Regions from separate parts of the Homo sapiens genome. Here region 2 is linked to region 1. A link is an interaction called in ENCODE POLR2A ChIA-PET data of the cell type or tissue named here. Cell type or tissue: Caco-2. All regions are shown on one strand. Each heading gives the region's core, and the rest is flanking DNA. Links, peaks and the distances in the headings are about the cores only.

The links. Peaks named below come from ENCODE experiments on the same cell type or tissue, not always from the same donor. Only the 100,000 strongest peaks of a DNase experiment are listed, where the experiment ranks them.
Region 2: POLR2A ChIA-PET joins it to region 1 with 5 read pairs; 1 of 35 experiments calls an interaction of 5 or more read pairs at or near these places.

What each region holds. Positions count from the first base shown.
Region 1 is chr20:13,679,269-13,684,646 of GRCh38, forward strand. No RefSeq gene overlaps it. Among named protein-coding and RNA genes, the nearest start is that of TASP1, 43 kb to the left of the region's middle. In Caco-2, for the core only: no CTCF peak of the experiment used is centred there; a DNase peak (open chromatin) is centred at 2,383.
Region 2 is chr20:13,339,910-13,345,287 of GRCh38, forward strand. All of the region lies in intron 1 of LOC124904872 (a long non-coding RNA gene), which reads left to right. It also overlaps a transcript of TASP1 not described here. Among named protein-coding and RNA genes, the nearest start is that of ISM1-AS1, 100 kb to the left of the region's middle. In Caco-2, for the core only: no CTCF peak of the experiment used is centred there; a DNase peak (open chromatin) is centred at 2,702.

The DNA.
Region 1 (5,378 bases), core at 52-5,051:
GTTCAGGTTTTCCAGGGATAGAAAACAGCATAGCTCCACTGAGGAGACTTAAAGGGATGACAGAGAACCAGGAATACAGCTGCTTTACAAGTTTTAAAAAAGAAGAAGGTAATGGTGGTAGTGCGTGTTTTGCAGAGGGCTGGTGGTGGGAGGTGGGGGTGGGGGGAGACTTAAAGACAACCATGCCCAGATCTCTTCCTTTTACAGAAGAGGCCTTGAAATTGTCAGTTCCTTGTTCAAGATCACAGAGCCACTTTCAGTGGCAGGTTTGGGACCAGAAATCCGAGTCTCCTGGCTTCCAATCCCATACTCTTTCCTATATACCACGAATATACTGTTTTACTCTTTTGATTTTTTTCTTTGTTTTTCCTTCCTCTAAATTTTTGGAGATACATTGTAGCTTTGGAGATAAAATTTGAAGTCTCCTCCATTTCAATATTTGACCTATGGAACAATTTGTAGACAGAGGATGGAGAGACGAAGTCTTATTCCAGTATTCCAAAGTTTTCTTGCCCAAGAAAATCTCAATAGTTCAAGTTGTTGGCTGCCATCTATGCTTCAAAGGCCCTAAACTCTTTCTTCCAAAGTATTTTGGCTTTAAGATCTTTAAATTGTGTTGGTCTTTTATTAATTCCTAAAGGCCTTTTTATAAACACTGAACAATAAATAAAAGAAGAGGGGCCGGACACAGTGGCTCACACCTGGAATCCCAGCACTTTGGGAGGCCGAGGCGGGCGGATCATGAGGTCAGGAGATCGAGACCATCCTAGCTAACACGGTGAAACCCCGTCTCTACTAAACATACAAAAAAAAAATTAGCCGGGCTTGGTGGCGGGCGCCTGAAGTCCCAGCTACTCGAGAGGCTGAGGCAGGAGAATGGCGTGAACCTGGGAGGCGGAGCTTGCAGTGAGCCCAGATCGTGCCACTGCACTCCAGCCTGGGCGACAGAGCGAGACTCCGTCTCAAAAAAAAAAGAAGAGGAGGACAATCAACTTTCAAGGCAAAAGAGAAAAACATCTACACAACAGTGTGAAATGTGGGGAGTACATCACTGGGGGTTGGGGGAAGTTGAGTGAAGAGAGGAGGTCAGGGGAACGTGTGAAGATCTGGGGTCCACTCTTCATGGAGCTGTTTCCAGGATAAGTATCCACCCTTGGGAATATTATAAAAGGGGTGGCACAGGCTTTGATGCCCCAGCCTCTGCCTTCTGTGACCTTTCTATAGCCACCATCACCACCTTGCTCTCTATGTTCTCACTTCTGGCTCCCAATCTCTTCATTCCTTTTGAAACAGCAAAGAGATTGGCCAAGTTGGCAGCTGTATGCAGATCTGAAGCTCAGAAGAGATACCAGAGTCATTCATGTATTGAGGATCACTGCAGCTACAGGGAGCTATTTCATTCAGGGTCACCCATTTCTGAAGCAGCCCATATCCAATGACTTAGATGCTGGAGTACAAAAGCCCAACACCTCAGCGGGACTGGGGACAACCCTGAAGGCCCATTCTGGCTTCTGAGCTTCTCATACACTGGCTGAGTCTGTGATGAGCCCTGCATTGCTGTCTATCCTTGCTCCTTTCCCCTCCTCTCCTCAGGCATTGAATTCAAGCCCACTCCCCAGTAAACATCTTGCACACTAAACTCCATCTCAGCATCTGCTTCTCAGATAACCCAACCTAGGGAATGCGCTCCTTCATCTCACTCTTGGTTTTTTTTTTTTTTTTTTTTTTTTTTTTTTTGAGACAGAGTCTCATTCTGTCACCAGGCTGGAGTGCAGTGGCGCAATCTCAGCTCACTGCAACCTCCGCCTCCTGGGTTCAAGCGATTCTCCTGCTTCAGCCTCCTGAATAGCTGGGACTACAGGTGTGCGCCACCACGCCCACCTAATTTTTGTATTTTTAGTAGAGACAGGGTTTCACCATGTTGGCCAGGATGGTCTCGATCTCTTAATCTTGTGATCTGCCTACCTCGGCCTCCCAAAGTGCTGGGATTACAGGCGTGAGCCACCATGCCCAGCCTCACTCTTGTTTCATCTACGCTCCTGGGTTTCCTAGTTCCTAATGTCCTGATGGCACCTCCACCCACTTTCCCCAGAACTAACTTGATAACCTGTTCTGTTCAGGGTTTTCCAGAATCTGCCATGACAGCCATTTTGTTGGACTCATCACCAGGAAACACACTCCAATTACCTGCTGAATCCTACTAGCCCAGGTTCTATCTTTTGGACCATGACATTTGAACCTTGAGATGGGGCAAGAACCAGATCCTCTATCTGAGCTGGATGAACAGAAAGAATTTATGTTGGTAGCATACTGAAATAGCCACTGGGTCCCCTGGAATGAGGTCATCACAATCCAAGACAGAAGATATGGTGCAGCACCTGTGTGCACAGGCATTGCTTGAAATTCTGTGACTGAACTTTGAACTGCTGAGTCATTGCTGAAATACCAGAGAGGGCACTGTATAGTTAGCGAGGTGCATGGATGAAACTTAGGTGGAAAAGAAGATATGTAGTTTTTTTTTCAAAATTGACTGCTTTTTGCACAGATGCATTCAAGTTTTCAATTTTGTCATAGGTTCTCTACTTGTAAATAGATATATGCTCACATTATTTTATTATTATTTATTTTCTTACTAATGTTTAATTATTTTAAATTAATTTATAATTTGTCCACAGACAATTCACTTTCTCTGTTGAGTTTTTTATTTTTTTTTACAGACAGGGTCTCACTCTGTTGTCCAGGCTGGAATGCAGTGGCACGATCATAGCTCACTGCAACCTCAAACTGCTGGCCTCAAGAGATCCTCCTGCCTCAGACTCCTAAGTAGCAAGGTAGCAAAGTATGCACTATTATGCCTGGCTAATTCTTTGTATTTTTTTGTAGAGACAGGGTCTTTTTATGTTGTCTCGAACTTCTGGCTTCAAGCAATTGTCCCACCTTGGCCTCCCAAAAAGCTGGGATTACAGGAATGAATAGTTATATTTATGTATTTATTATTATTATTATTATTGAGACGGAGTCTCACTCTGTCACCAGGCTGGAGTGCAGTGGCACGATCTCAGCCCACTGCAACCTCCATCTCCCGGGTTCAAGTGATTCTTCTGCCTCAGCCTCCCAAGTAGCTGGGATTACAGGCATCTGCCACCACACCCAACTAATTTTGTATCCTTAGTAAAGACAGGATTTCATCATGTTGGCCAGGCTGGTCTCAAACTCTTGACTTCAGGTGATCCACCAGCCTCAGCCTCCCAAAGTGCTGGGATTACAGGCATGAGCCACCACGCCCGGCTAAGGAGTTATTTTTATAAAGTGTCCTGTCGACTACTTCTTTGGTTTGGTTTTCGGGAAGTAGATATTTGTTGATTTAATATATGAAAGTATTCAGAAGAGAGTGGTTAGACTATGGTGCTAATATCATGGTTTGAATTCCTGAATCCCACCTAACTTGAAGAACTATGCTATGATTTGAATGCCCCCTTCAAGCATCATGTTGAAATTTAATTGCCGGCTGGGTACGGTGGCTTACACCTGTAATCCCAGCACTTTGGGAGGCCGAGGTGGGTGGATCACCTGAGGTCAGGAGTTTGCGATCAGCCTGGCCAACATGGTGAAACCCCGTCTCTACTAACAATATAAAAATTAGCTGGGCATGGTGGTGGGTGCCTGTAATCCCAGCTACCTGGGAGGCTGAGGAAGGAGAATTGCTTGAACCTGGGAGGCAGAGGTTGCAGTGAGCTGAGACTGCGCCATTGCACTCCAGTCCGGGCAACAAGAGCAAAACGCTGTCTCAAAAAAAAAAAAAAAAAAAAAGGAAAGAAAGAAAGAAAGAAATTTCATTGCCAACGCAATGGTATTGGGAGGTGAGGCTTTTGTTTTTGTTTTTGAAACAGAGTCTCGCTCTGTTGCCCAGGCTGGAGTGCAATGGCATGTCTCAGCTCACTGCAACCTCCGCCTCCCGGGTTCAAGCAATTCTCTTGCCTCGGCCTCTGGAGGTGAACTTTTTAAGAGGTAATTGGGTTATGAGGGCTCCACCCTCATGAATGGACTAATGTCATTATTGTGGGAGTGGGTTAGTTTTCATGGGAGTGGGCTCCTGATAAAAGGATAGATTCAACCTGATTTCTCTCTGTCTCATTCTCACCCTCCCTTGCCCTTCAGCCTTCCACCATTTATGTGGCCCTCACCAGATGCTGTCACCATACCTTCGGACTTTCCAGCCTCCAAAACTGTAAGTCAAATAATCTTCTATTGTGTCTAAATTACCTGGCTTCAGGCATTCTGTTATAACAACACAAAACAGACTAAGACAACCTATCCCTGAGCTTTTTAGCTACGTGTGCCAATATGTTCTCTTTTGCTTGTGCCAGATTGAGTTGGATTTTAAATGAAAGAACTTGCACGTGACCTTGGGAAAATCACTAAATGTTTCTAAACTTGTTTCTCAAGCAGCAAAATGGTAAAACTATAAACCCAGCCTACCTCCTATGTAGCAGATACAAACATATTCCCTTGAGCATTTCTACCACAGTGTAGGCTCACCTAAATTTCAGCAACCAACATCCAAATCTCTTTGGCTGAAGAGTTCTTGGCTACACCAGATTCTACTTCACTCTGCTGGCAGTCAGACAAGCTCCTGAGCAGCCCTCAAATAATGTTACATCAATAGCCCAGCTTCCTTAGCCCTCAGGTGTGATCACTTCAAAGTGGTTGTTCTGTGCTCTCTGCAAGAACATCCTAGTAGGATTAAGCCCTAGTTGCCTACAGTGGTAACCTGCCTATCAACAAACACATCCTTTGTTGCCTGTCTTCTCTTCCCTGACACACTCCCCTACTCCTTTATTGGTGCTTCCTGGAATCTCGTTGTAAACAGACTACTGTCACTCAGATTCCTATCTCAGGATCTGCTTTTAAGGGAGCAAAACTAAAGAAAGTTACACCTTCCCAATGCTTGGTAAACACAAATCTCTGTGTGATTTGCCTGTGATCAGGACATGGCTGAGTTGTCACTGGTAGAAGTGGTTTAAACTCAAGTCATCAATGCACGTTTACAAGCATGAAAGCTGTGATGGCTAGTCTCATGATGAATTAATATTGTTAAGCTCTTCATTTTATTCCATACGCAATTGTGTTTATTTTAAAAATAACTCTTCAATGGATTCTGTAGATCGACGAATAAAGCACCTGTAAAGATAATCTTGCCTTAAAACAGCTGAAAGTATGTGCACCTTTATAGAATCAATTGCATAAACAGCACTGGTATGAATAAAGCTGGAATATATTTGCACACAATGATTGAGAGCTCCACAGAACATGTTGCGATGGTGGAAAAGTATTTTCAATGGCTTAGAGAGGCTCCTGCACATGGAAGGATGAGAAAT
Region 2 (5,378 bases), core at 285-5,284, 340 kb before region 1:
CCTTTTTTCTCTTATTATAGAAACACAAAGTATGTCTGTTACACAAGCATGTCAGGAAGCACAAGCAAGCACAAAGGAGAACAAGAACAAACAACCCATAAATACTCCAATTTTTTCACCTGGCTGTCTCTACTACAGAGTCTGAAAAAGGCCAATACTATCCAGCCTCCTTGCAGCTTAGGTGGGCATATGACACATTTCTAGCTAATGAGACCTCAACAGGGAAAAACAGGAACAAACACAAAAAAACATCTGGGGAGATTCCAGATTCTCCCATCTTCCTTCCTTGATATAAGCTTCAGCTGCTGTCTTGAGACCATGAGACAGTTAGCCAGCCTAGCATGAGGAAGACAGCCAATATATTAAGGATGACAGAGTGGGCCTGCAGGCATCATTGCAACACCGAACCAATGCCAGCAACCTCCTACCTCCAGATGTTTTATCAAGTAAGACAATCACTGCCTACTTATTTCAACGACTACTGATTGGGTTTTCTGTTATATGCAGCATTCTAACTGATACTCCCAACTATCTAACAAAAACTCCATCATACCAGTATACATTATTCAAGTGTGTTTGCTTTTTTTTTTTGCTTAGATTTACCTTTTGGTTATTTTTTTATTTTTATGGATATATAATAGATGTGCATATCTGTGAGGAGTAGCTGATATTTTGACACAAGCATACAATGTGTAATTATCAAATCAGGGTAATTAGGTTAACCATCACCTTAAATATTTATCATGTTTTAGGGGTTATAAGCCTTCCAATTCCACTCTCTTAGTGATTTTGAAATATACAATAAATTATTGCGAAGTCTTTTGCTTTTGCAGAAGATCAAATACATGTCTTTTTGCTTAAGCTGAAACATTACAAATTTACCACTGAAATCAACTTCAGTAATGATTTTACTCTTATAATGATAATAATACATTATATTCTCATGGCACCTTAGCTTTCATTATCTCATTAATTGAATTCTCATTTTGGAAGTAAGAAAAATGTAGCACAGAGAGATTAAGTTGCCCAGGAAGTAGCTGGGGCTTAAATTCAAGTATTGTGACTACAAATACTTTCCTCTTTCAGTAATATTATGTGCTGAGTCTTCTTCAGTGAGTTCTAGCAAATCTGCAGACCTACAGCTTGGGGAATGAGTAAACAGGAGCTGTCAGTTCTAAAGTCAGCCTAGCTATCAACCACATTGAGAGCAAAATTCATTTCTCAAGCAGGTCACCAAGACTGAGCATAGAGTTCTTCCAGAGGTAGCACTTGAATAATCATGTCATCAAATGTCATCGTGGTAGCAGAGAATAAGCATGCTAACTTTTCCCAGTCCTCCAGAAAAAGGATACTTTTGTCTTTCCTTTTCCAATTTCTTTTACCCATTTGGGAGAGTATGCCACAAATGTGGTTTTTAAATATATGAACCGATGCTTTTATCCTAATAGTTAAGAACATGGCCTTTAGAATCACACAGAGCTGAATTCACATCTAGCTTCACCACTTACTAGGCATGACCGTTGGCAAGTTAACTTCTTGGGATTCAGCCCTCTTTTCCGTAACATGAGGGTAACGTAGTCACAATATTTCAAGGAAGTTTTGGGGACTAAATGAGAAAACGTGAGCTTGAAAAAGTGGGGCATATTTTTTATGTTCTCTGTGGTCTCTTCCAATTCTGTAACTCTGTAATAGGATTCAACAAACATTTCTTGTGGACTTGTAATGTGGCCTTATCTTGCATGATCCTCAGAGTAACCCTATGGAGTTAAACCATCCCAAACCTTAGCAACTTGAAACAACAAACTTCTATCATTTTTCAAAATTCTGCAGATGAGTTGGTTGGTTCTTCTCATCTGAGCTGGCTTGGCCAGGCTCTCTCATGCATCTGTGATGAAACGGAGGAACAGCTGTTGGCTGGCTGTTCTAGGATGGCCACAATCACACATCTGGTAGTTGGATGGCTATCAGTGCTGCAGGATGACTAGCAGGTGTTCTCCTCCTCCCGCAGGCTAGCCTGGGCTGGTGGTTCACTTTGTGGTCACAAGAGAGTGAGAAAAAGTGTGCAACACCCCTTGAAGCCTAAGTTCAGAACTGACACATGTTCATTTCTGCCACATTTGATTAGTCAAAGCAAGTCCCAGGCCAGCCCAGGTATAGCAGGCGAGGAACTAGACTCCACCCCTTGATGAGAGGAGCTGTAAAGTCATGTGCAAGCCTAGGAAGACTCCGTGGCCATTTTAGCAGTCGATTAGGCTACTCAGCCAGTTTTCTGGAGCCACACATGTGGGCTGGCCTTCCCAAGTCTTCTCCGCCCAAAAAGCCAGACAGAGTTTGTTTTTCCAGCAGGGCGCATATCGCAGGCCTGGGTGGGTTGTTTGTTTTTGTGTTTGTTTTGACTTTTAGCTATTTCCAGGATGTTTCTTTCATGGAGGAGAACGACTCAGTTCTGTCTGCCATGTGTATTAAGATGAGCTACAAGAGAGCATTGCTTTCTTGTAATGCAAGAAATGCAATGTAGTCAGAGGCTCTGAAATCTGGTGGGGACAGCGGCAGCAGAGACTGTGACAGCCTCGGGACACAGGAGGCCACCTTGGTCTTCAGTCTTAGGTGCCTGGAGCTACCAGACAGCCAAAGTTGCACAAGGCACAGGCATGACCTGCCAGGTTGCCCAGCCAGGCCAGGGATGACAGGGCACGTTCACCTCACCAGCTAATCAGAGACAATCCCCGCCTGAGGAATGAGCGGAACTCCCAGCCCTCAGATGACGCTGGGCTTGAGTTTTCTCTGCTAGCACATTTGGAGATTTCACAAGAGCCATAAAAGTTTGCAAAGGGCCTTGGAGTGCCTCATTCAATGAAATCACACCCTCCCTTCTGGACTGGGTTAAGGAGGGGTCACACACACCCGACAGGGTGCCTCCAGATGGGGGTGTGTAGAGGATGGGTCCTTATCCAGCTCCGGTCACTTCTCACCCCTTCCAAAAACCCACTGTGGGCCAGGACAAGGAGAAACAAGAGATCGTGACTGGCAGAGATATAGGAAGGAATGTCCCAAAAAGAGCAAAAAACTTGCTCTCATGTACTTTGCTGACTGAGCCTCTGGGAATGGAGCCTTCTCCTGAGGAAATACCACAACATGGCTCAGAGGCGGAAGGCTCCGAGAAGGGTCCTGGCAAGTAGGGGAAAATGTCCCTTCAACGGCCTCTCTGACCTCAGGCAGAGCCCCACTCAGTGACATTCCTGGGTGAGTGGGCAAAATGAGAAATTCCTCCTACAATTCTCTCTGCCCACAGAAGGTATTAAATGAGGTCCGGCAAGAGGCCAGGATCAGGTAAGTCTAGAGGCCAGAAACCTCAGCCAGGCCTACCCAGCACTCAGGAAGAGCAGAGGCTCAGCAGCCCCTGAGGGAGGCACAGCTTGGCTCTTGGAAAATGGCCCTACTGGGCCTCATTCTCCAGGTACTTGGTTTTTGGCTCTAGAGACAATGCTGAGTTCAGTTCTCACCCATGTGAAAGTTTTCAAATCCAAAAGCCAGGGAGACGCCTCACACCATACCCAGACAGAGGGACAAGGAATAAAACTCACCCACTTCCTTTCTATGCGTTTCTCCCTGCAGGCTGCGGTTCCACCGCTTCCAGGCGGCTGGATGGGGCCGCCCCACCCCCGCCCCGCCGCCCCCGCCCCCGCCCCCACTGTGGTTCCTGCTTTCCTCAGTAGCAAAGTGCTTCAGATGTGAAGATGGCCCACCCGTGTCCTGTGATGTGGAGCTCCCCCTCGGGACTCAGGGAATTGGGCGTCCACCTCCTCACAGCATCACACCCCTTTCTTTCACCTGCAATTCCCATTCGCCAAGCATTGGCTGCGGGTCTCCCAGCAGACGGTTGCATCCTGACTATAGAAAGAAAGACATTAGGGATCCCAACAAGTGGAATCTATTCCTGCAGAATCCAGGACTTGGGAGGATTCCCAAACCTGACTGGGCAGCCAGCCCAGTTTCCAAGGTCATCACTAGGGCCAGCAAGCCCCTCTGTGGGTCCTCCCAGCCCACCGGGCTTCTGCGCACTTCCTGTCACTCCCCACTGAGGAATGCTCTCACTGGTAGTCCCTCTGCTTGTGGATGTCCTACCTTCTCCCTTTTCTCAATTGCTCCACCCAGACCGATTCCATCGTTCCTTCATTTTTTTAGAGAGCATTCTCTTTTCTAGTATTTAATTGACTTTTTGATTGTGTGACACCAATAGGACTCTCATCCTGATATGGGGAGAAGCATGACCTCTAGACGGCCAGGAAGTACCCTTGATCTTGACCTGCAAGCTCTAGGGGACAGTCTTAGGGACGACCTCAAGATTACAGAATATCTATATTTGCGCACACACACACGCACACACACACCCTCCTGCCTGGATTGGATTCCCAAGCCCAAGTTTTCCTTCAACACAACATTTGGAATTAGACTTTTCAGATCCTGGTAAAAGCATGCAATTAATTTAAGTAAATGGAGGCAAAGGGGAGGGAGGGTGTCTACATAATGGGATGGAAAGTTGGTAGGGAACAGGTAGGGAGAGAGACTCTTCATGGGAAAGAGAGCTAAAATCAGAGATTCTCAGGAGTTAACAGAAAGATCTGCCTGTACAGATATCTGTACCCAGGAGAGGTTTTCTGGAATGCTGTCTTTATTCTCTCAAAGATCTCCTAGCCTCATTTGATAACATCCTATCTCCTGGGAAGAAAATGTGAGATTAGCCCATGGGGTCAATATGAAGCGTGAGGCAGAAGTTCCCTGAAGCCAAGTTCCCCGGCATCCTTTGCCTTCCTCATGTTCCCCGAGGGCCTTGTATTCCCAACGTGCCTTTCCCCTTGCCCACAGTGCTCGCGCCTCTCCATCTGTGTGGGCTATGTGTTCACTCCACACTGAGCACACTCAGCGGCTGGCATGATTCATGGCCACAGCAGGCCCAGAAATTGGTCCCAGTGGTCTCCAAGGTTTCTCTGGCTTGAAGCACATCGAAGGCCCTCAGGCTCCCCGGATTCTGCTGAGCTCAGATCCCAGTAAGGAAATCCAGCCTCACACAGGCAAGCATGTCCAGTTAAACTGCTCCCTCCCCCACCTCCCCAGCCTCCTCATGCACATTTACACACATTCACTAGGCTGGATGCCTAGAAACATCAACCTGCCTGATTCTGCCTCTTAAAACTGGTGTTTATTTTCGTTCAAAAAAAATTGGAAGGACAGTGTAACCACATTGTAGGTAATGAAGAAAAGAGTTAAAAATCATCATTCTCAGTCCATCTACCCTGACCCAATTATTTTTACTTCTGTTTAGTCCTGATTTGTATGCATATTGATTTTTAAAAATAGCAGTCATCAGAACGTGGGGA